Linked DNA regions of Mus musculus: region 1 is linked to region 2. Evidence: chromatin contacts called from ENCODE Hi-C data. All regions are on one chromosome and are shown on one strand. The core of a region is the stretch at or near the end of the contact, and the rest is flanking DNA. Distances in the headings are between cores, read along the strand shown.

What was found. Hi-C counts contacts between places; a loop is a spot of excess contacts on that map.
Region 1: a loop to region 2 is called in a map of heart, with 7 times the contacts of the local background. The contact joins the promoter of Hsph1 here to the promoter of Cdk8 in region 2. A Hi-C loop is called at or near these places in 2 of 37 maps with a recorded cell type or tissue (T-helper 17 cell and heart).

What each region holds. Positions count from the first base shown.
Region 1 is chr5:149,634,964-149,637,663 of GRCm38, forward strand. It overlaps Hsph1 (heat shock 105kDa/110kDa protein 1), which reads right to left and starts at 1,352. Exons shown (of 18, transcript NM_013559.2): 1 at 1,007-1,352. The coding sequence starts at 1,113.
Region 2 is chr5:146,229,893-146,232,702 of GRCm38, forward strand. It overlaps Cdk8 (cyclin-dependent kinase 8), which reads left to right and starts at 1,358. Exons shown (of 13, transcript NM_153599.4): 1 at 1,358-1,928. The coding sequence starts at 1,801.

The DNA of each region.
Region 1 (2,700 bases), core at 102-2,601, 3.4 Mb after region 2:
ACACCTTTTGTCTCTTTTTAGGCAGAGAGAGGAAGAAGCGCTTAGCATACAGGATGGGGGCAAGAAGGACTGGCAGCCTTCCTACTAATTGCCGAATCACAGAGCACCATGGCTTTGTGAGAGAGGGAGCCCATGCTTAGAAAGTAAGTTCCTAGCAAGGCTTTCTTCCTCCTATTCACTCATAAATGTTCCTCTAATAAGGTCGGAATGATTTTACCTTTGGGTTCGATGTTTAACATTTATTATCTTGGACTTTGCACATGGGGGGAAAAAGCCCTATAATGATTGCCTTAAAAAGCATACAGCTGTTGTCGGTGAAGGCACACGCAGGTCTAACTGCCTCTAATATGTAACCTTCAGAAACTAACCCCCTCAAAAAGTTGCTTTTTACCATGCTTCCGTTTACCCACCCACGTTGCTGCAGAATATTTAATTCCGAAGCAAAAAAATCCATCTTCCCCACTGAATTTTTTGCACAGCAGTGTGTTAAGCAACAACAATGTTAAATTTGTACTGCTTACTCTAAATGGTGTTAAAATAAACGAACTCTGGGTCTGGAAACTCTCACGGACGTTTTTCACAATGAGCTTTAAAAAGGACGCTTCCAAAAGGCGATTGGGGCACTAGGGCAATATTAACAAATCAGGAGTAGATGAGACGCAGAGACGGAGGATTCCTCCACCATAGCGTGTTTCTGTGGTCGCTAACAACAGTCCGCTCGCTCCCTAGGCAAGCAGCGGCGCACAGGCTCTGGAACCTTCTAGGTCATTTGGAGATTCACCATGCGGAGGAAAAGGCTCTGTTGCCCAGGCTCTGCCGAGATCCTAGCTGAGGTGGGAGCCGGTGCCAGCTTGAAGAAGCTGAGTGGGGAGTCGGGGGCGAGCCTGGAAGGCCAGCGGGACCAGGTGGTCGCGGGGTGTCACGGTTCCCGGAATCCCCGGACCCACCATCTCCCTCGGGAAGCAGCGAGCTCCAGCCCTCCCCGGCCACCCAGGCTCCTACTTACGGGGTGCAGCGGTCGCTGAACTCGTTGGCGATGGTCTCGATGCCCCCGGCCCGCGCCACCGCAATGTAGCAGCTCTGTGAGCCTACGTCTAGCCCAACCACCGACATGGCTGGCCCGGTCCGCCTCCGCCTCGGGTCCGCTGCGTGCTCGTCCTGCTCCCGACCAGTCGGGAAGATGCCTCCGGCTTACCCTGCAAGACTGCGCTCAGTCTCTGCCACCGCTCTCCGCCGCCCGCCTCTCTCACGCAGCCGCCGCCGCTCAGCTACCAATCCAAAAGGGGAGGTCCCAATCGCTCAGCCTTATGTAGCCTACTGAGGAGAACTTTCCAGAATCTGCAGCATTTTACTCACCGGCGCCTCCACGTGCCACTTCCGCTTCCTTCTTCTCGAGCCTTCGAGAAAGATTCTACCCAATGGACTGCTGGTCCCTCCGCGGGCGGCCTGAGTTGCCATGGTGACAGGGCAGCTGCTCGGGCGCCATTGGCTAAAACTGACCGAGCTTGCCCGGCCTCCATCCCGCCCTCCCCAGCCTGAGGGGCAGTTTTCGTTCCAGTTGACTCCAGTGAATAACCGGTCGGGAACTTCTGTCGCTTAAGTGGTGACTCCGGTGGCAGTGTCCGGCTCCCGACGCCGAAAAACTATTGAAAGGACGGAGAAAGAACACACTACTCCGGGACCCCAGGCCTCTCCGGTCACGAACTTGCTGTTGGCAGAGAGCATGTCGGGAAGCGTAGTCTGGCCGGGAGACCCTAGCGCCTTGCATGCTGGGAAACGCAGTCCAGTGGTGAGGCCTCGGTGCTTTGCATGCTAGGATATGTAGTCCAGCCCGTGGTGCGTGCCACGATCCTGCTTTGTCTTAAGGGCTCAGTAAAAAGAGGCCCAGCTGGCTGCTGCCGATTCGCGCTCTTTCTCTGGTGTATGCTTTGTTCTGTGTTCCGTTCTTGCTTGTTTTTTCAACAGCTAATGGATTGCGATTTAGGGGCGTCAGGATAAGCCGCAAACGCGGTTTATATTTTGTAGACATTTGTCCGCTGGCAAGATTGTTGCAGAATAAAACACAGAAGGGTTTTCTTCTTCTTCTTCTTCTTCTTCTTCTTCTTCTTCTTCTTCTTCTTCTTCTTCTTCTTCTTCTTCTTCTTCTTCTTCTTCTTCTTAAATGAAAACTTTTGATTGCTATGCAATTTGGGAAGCTGCTGGTGTTTTGCCGACAGGGTTTTGCATATTTTGGATACTAGTTTAAGCCGACTTTGTTTAACCCTGCCACTCCTAACCATAAGGTTATGATTTAATGTAATGGCTAATAATATGGTTTAATAAATGGGTGTATGGTTTATTCCTTGTTTAATCTAACCTTTCATTTTCTTTCCTTGGAAAGTAAGCTTAGGTTCCATGAAGAGAAAGCAGAGGTGGATGCTGCTGGCTCCTGCTTTCAATTCTTATGTACCGTTAAAAAAAACGTCAAAGTTTGCCTGAAAACCCCGTGTGTACCCTCTAGAATATGGAAATATGCACAATTAAAACGTGCGCTGCTAAATAAGTGTGTAATTGAATGAAGAGTTGGGGCCCAGGGTTAAAAACTAACTCCTGAAGTATGCCTCTTCCCGTAGGACAAGTGGGGTTGCTTAAATGGGAGCTTTCTATACAAATTGCAGAGTAAGTTTTATTCGTGGTGATTGATCGGCTTGCCACTTAAGT
Region 2 (2,810 bases), core at 108-2,607:
TTGCTTTACTATCAACGACCTATTTGATATTTCTGCCAATTTATCTGCCTGTGTGTATAAGCGTATTTTGTTTGTTTGTTTGTGTTTTCCGTGACAGGGTTTCTCTGTGTAGCCCTGGCTGTCGTGGAACTCACTCTGTAGACCAGGCTCGCCTCAAACTCAGAATCCTGCCTGCCTCTGCCTCCCAAGTGCTGGGATTAAAGGTGCGCGCCACCACGCCCGGCTATAAGCATTCTTGTGTATGCACAGATGTGTGCAAGTATAAGCATGAGTGCATACGTCTGGAGTCTAGAGGTTGATGTCTATCATGGAACCTTGAGAGCATACCATTTCAGTAAGGCTAGCCGGTCATCCTGCTGCAGAGATCCTGCCTTTTTTATTATTTATTTTATTTATTTATTTATTTATTTATTTTTTGTCTCCCTTGCTTTAGTATTACAGGCACACTTAAACATGTGTGGATTAAAAGCTTTTTTTTTTTCCTCTTTAAACAGGTGTCTTGGCTTTTTTGGTGGCAGACTGTTACCTGTAAGTTGATATAAATCTTTCCCTCGCCAAGTTATATGTGGACATGGTGTTTTATCACAGCAACAGAAATCAAATTACAACACGTGGCAAGCGTTCTAGCACTCTAACCCATCTCCCCAGTCCCCTTCACTAAGTTCCCCCCCCCACCGCCCCCCCCCCCCCCGTGGTATAAAGATGTCAAAGAAAGAAGAGAAATCTTAAATACAACCACGTAGTTTATTGTAGTATTTAGAAACAGGTTGAGGCTACGAAAGGAAAAACCTGGAGTCTTTGGGGTGGGGGTGGGGAGCAGTAATTGCCCTTTTCTAAATCCTGGAGTTCAGAAGTGACTTCAATACAAAATAACCGCCCCCCACCCCCCATCCCCCACGACCTAACAGGTGTCTTTTGCTAAGTTTATATGGGCTAAGTAAATTGGATTGTAGAGATGCGGCTTTGGGAAAAATAATCTCCATGCAGCAGAAACTCGTTGCGTGACGGACTACCAATCCCATCATGCAACGTTCTGAATTCGCGGCGTCGTGGTAAAGACTGCTTCTGCAGCCACCCGTGCACTTGAGCCTTGGAGTTTCTGGCCGCACTGGCGACTGGGTTAGTCCACGTGGTAAGTCTGTCAGCAGCTCCGCTCCGCGGCTGAGCGAGGCCCTTTCGCCTGCCGGCGTCAGAAGAGACGGCTGCCAGCTCCGGAGTCGCTCACAGGTGGGGCGGAGGCAGCGCGAGGCTTCGCGACGTTTTTACGACAGCGGCTGCCGTGTTCCGCGCTCGTCCTCTCTCTCCCTCCTCCTCCTCCTCGCCCTCCTCCTCCTCCTCCTTCTCCTCCTCCTCTCTCGGAGGAGCTACCGGCTGTTGTGTGGCGTCGCTGGTCTGTCCGGGCGGATGGCAGCCTGAGTGTTCGTGAGCGCGTGTGGGAGAAGGTGAGGCGCGGACGCGCGTGGGCGAGGAGCAGAGTCAGCCGTGGCCGCCCCGCGTCGCACCCGCAGCAGCACGCGCGGCCAACCGCGCGCGAGCCGGCGCCCCGGGAGCGCGGGGACAAGGGCGGACGCTGCTCCCCGCCCCCAGCGCGTCCCTCGGCTGTCGCGCGCCCGCGGGGACCGCCCGGCGCTCCCCTGGATGTCCCCGGCGCCCGCGCGGGGCCTCCTGCCGTCGCCTCGTGAGGCGGGCTGGTGCTGCGGCCGGCGGGTGTAGCTCGGGGGCTGCGGCTGCTGCGCGGCCCGGTCCCCACCGCGGCCCTCGGCCCCCCGCCCCAGCACCCCGGCCTTGGAGGCTGTGACAATGGACTATGACTTTAAAGTGAAGCTGAGCAGCGAGCGGGAGCGGGTCGAGGACCTGTTTGAATACGAGGGCTGCAAAGTTGGTCGAGGCACTTACGGGCACGTCTACAAGGCGAAGAGGAAAGATGGGTGAGTGTGGGTGTCGCTGCGGGTGTCCTCGAGGCTGGGAGGCAGGTGCCCGGCTCGGATGTCGGGGTCCCCACTTCCTCCAAGACTGCCTCTGTCCTGGCCAGCCTGCTTTGGGGAGGAAGTGGTGTCCCAGGAATCCAGACTCACAAGAAACCCTTCGTGCAAGAGGGAGACGGACCTTCTGTCTCGTGGGCAGTGTGTACCTTTTTTGCTTTTTCTTTTTTTGTGTGAATTTCTGTACAGAATAGTTTTCTTTTTTTTTAAAGAAGATGGTTATAAGATGCCCGTTTAAATAAATCTGTTCTTCTTTGGTTGATTTATCCGGTAACCTTTTGGGGACTAACTCATCTGGCTCTGGAGTGATATCCATCAGTCTGGAAGAGAAGCTCTGATCTTTTCCCCTTATCAGTTGTGATCAGTTGGTGGCCAAATTTGGATTTGATGGGAGAAAGAAGACATCGAGTAAATGTGGGTCTGTAGAGTTCCATGAAGGATCATCTGTAATGTAAATGTAGCAGTTGCTATTCAGGTATCATTAGCTGTGAGTTTTTATATAGAACAATGGGGATTTGGTGCAGAGTGGATGGTGTGTGGGGAAAAAAAGCAAGTGACAGATAGGGGCTATGTTGTGCAAGCTCTTAAAGCAGAATCTATCAGCTGCCAGTGAACTTTAATCCTTTTGCTTTAAATAGCCTCTTCTAGAAAGAAAAATCAAACCTATGGCTGGTGACACTCAGTTTTGCTTCATGGATTGAGTGAAGTGAACGGGCTCCATTCTCTTTCATCAGTAGATGATTGCGCTATGACATCGCCAGAAGGGAAAGGCCTTCTTAGTTTGGGAGAAAATATTTAATAATTTCCCATTTCCCTCTTGTACAAATA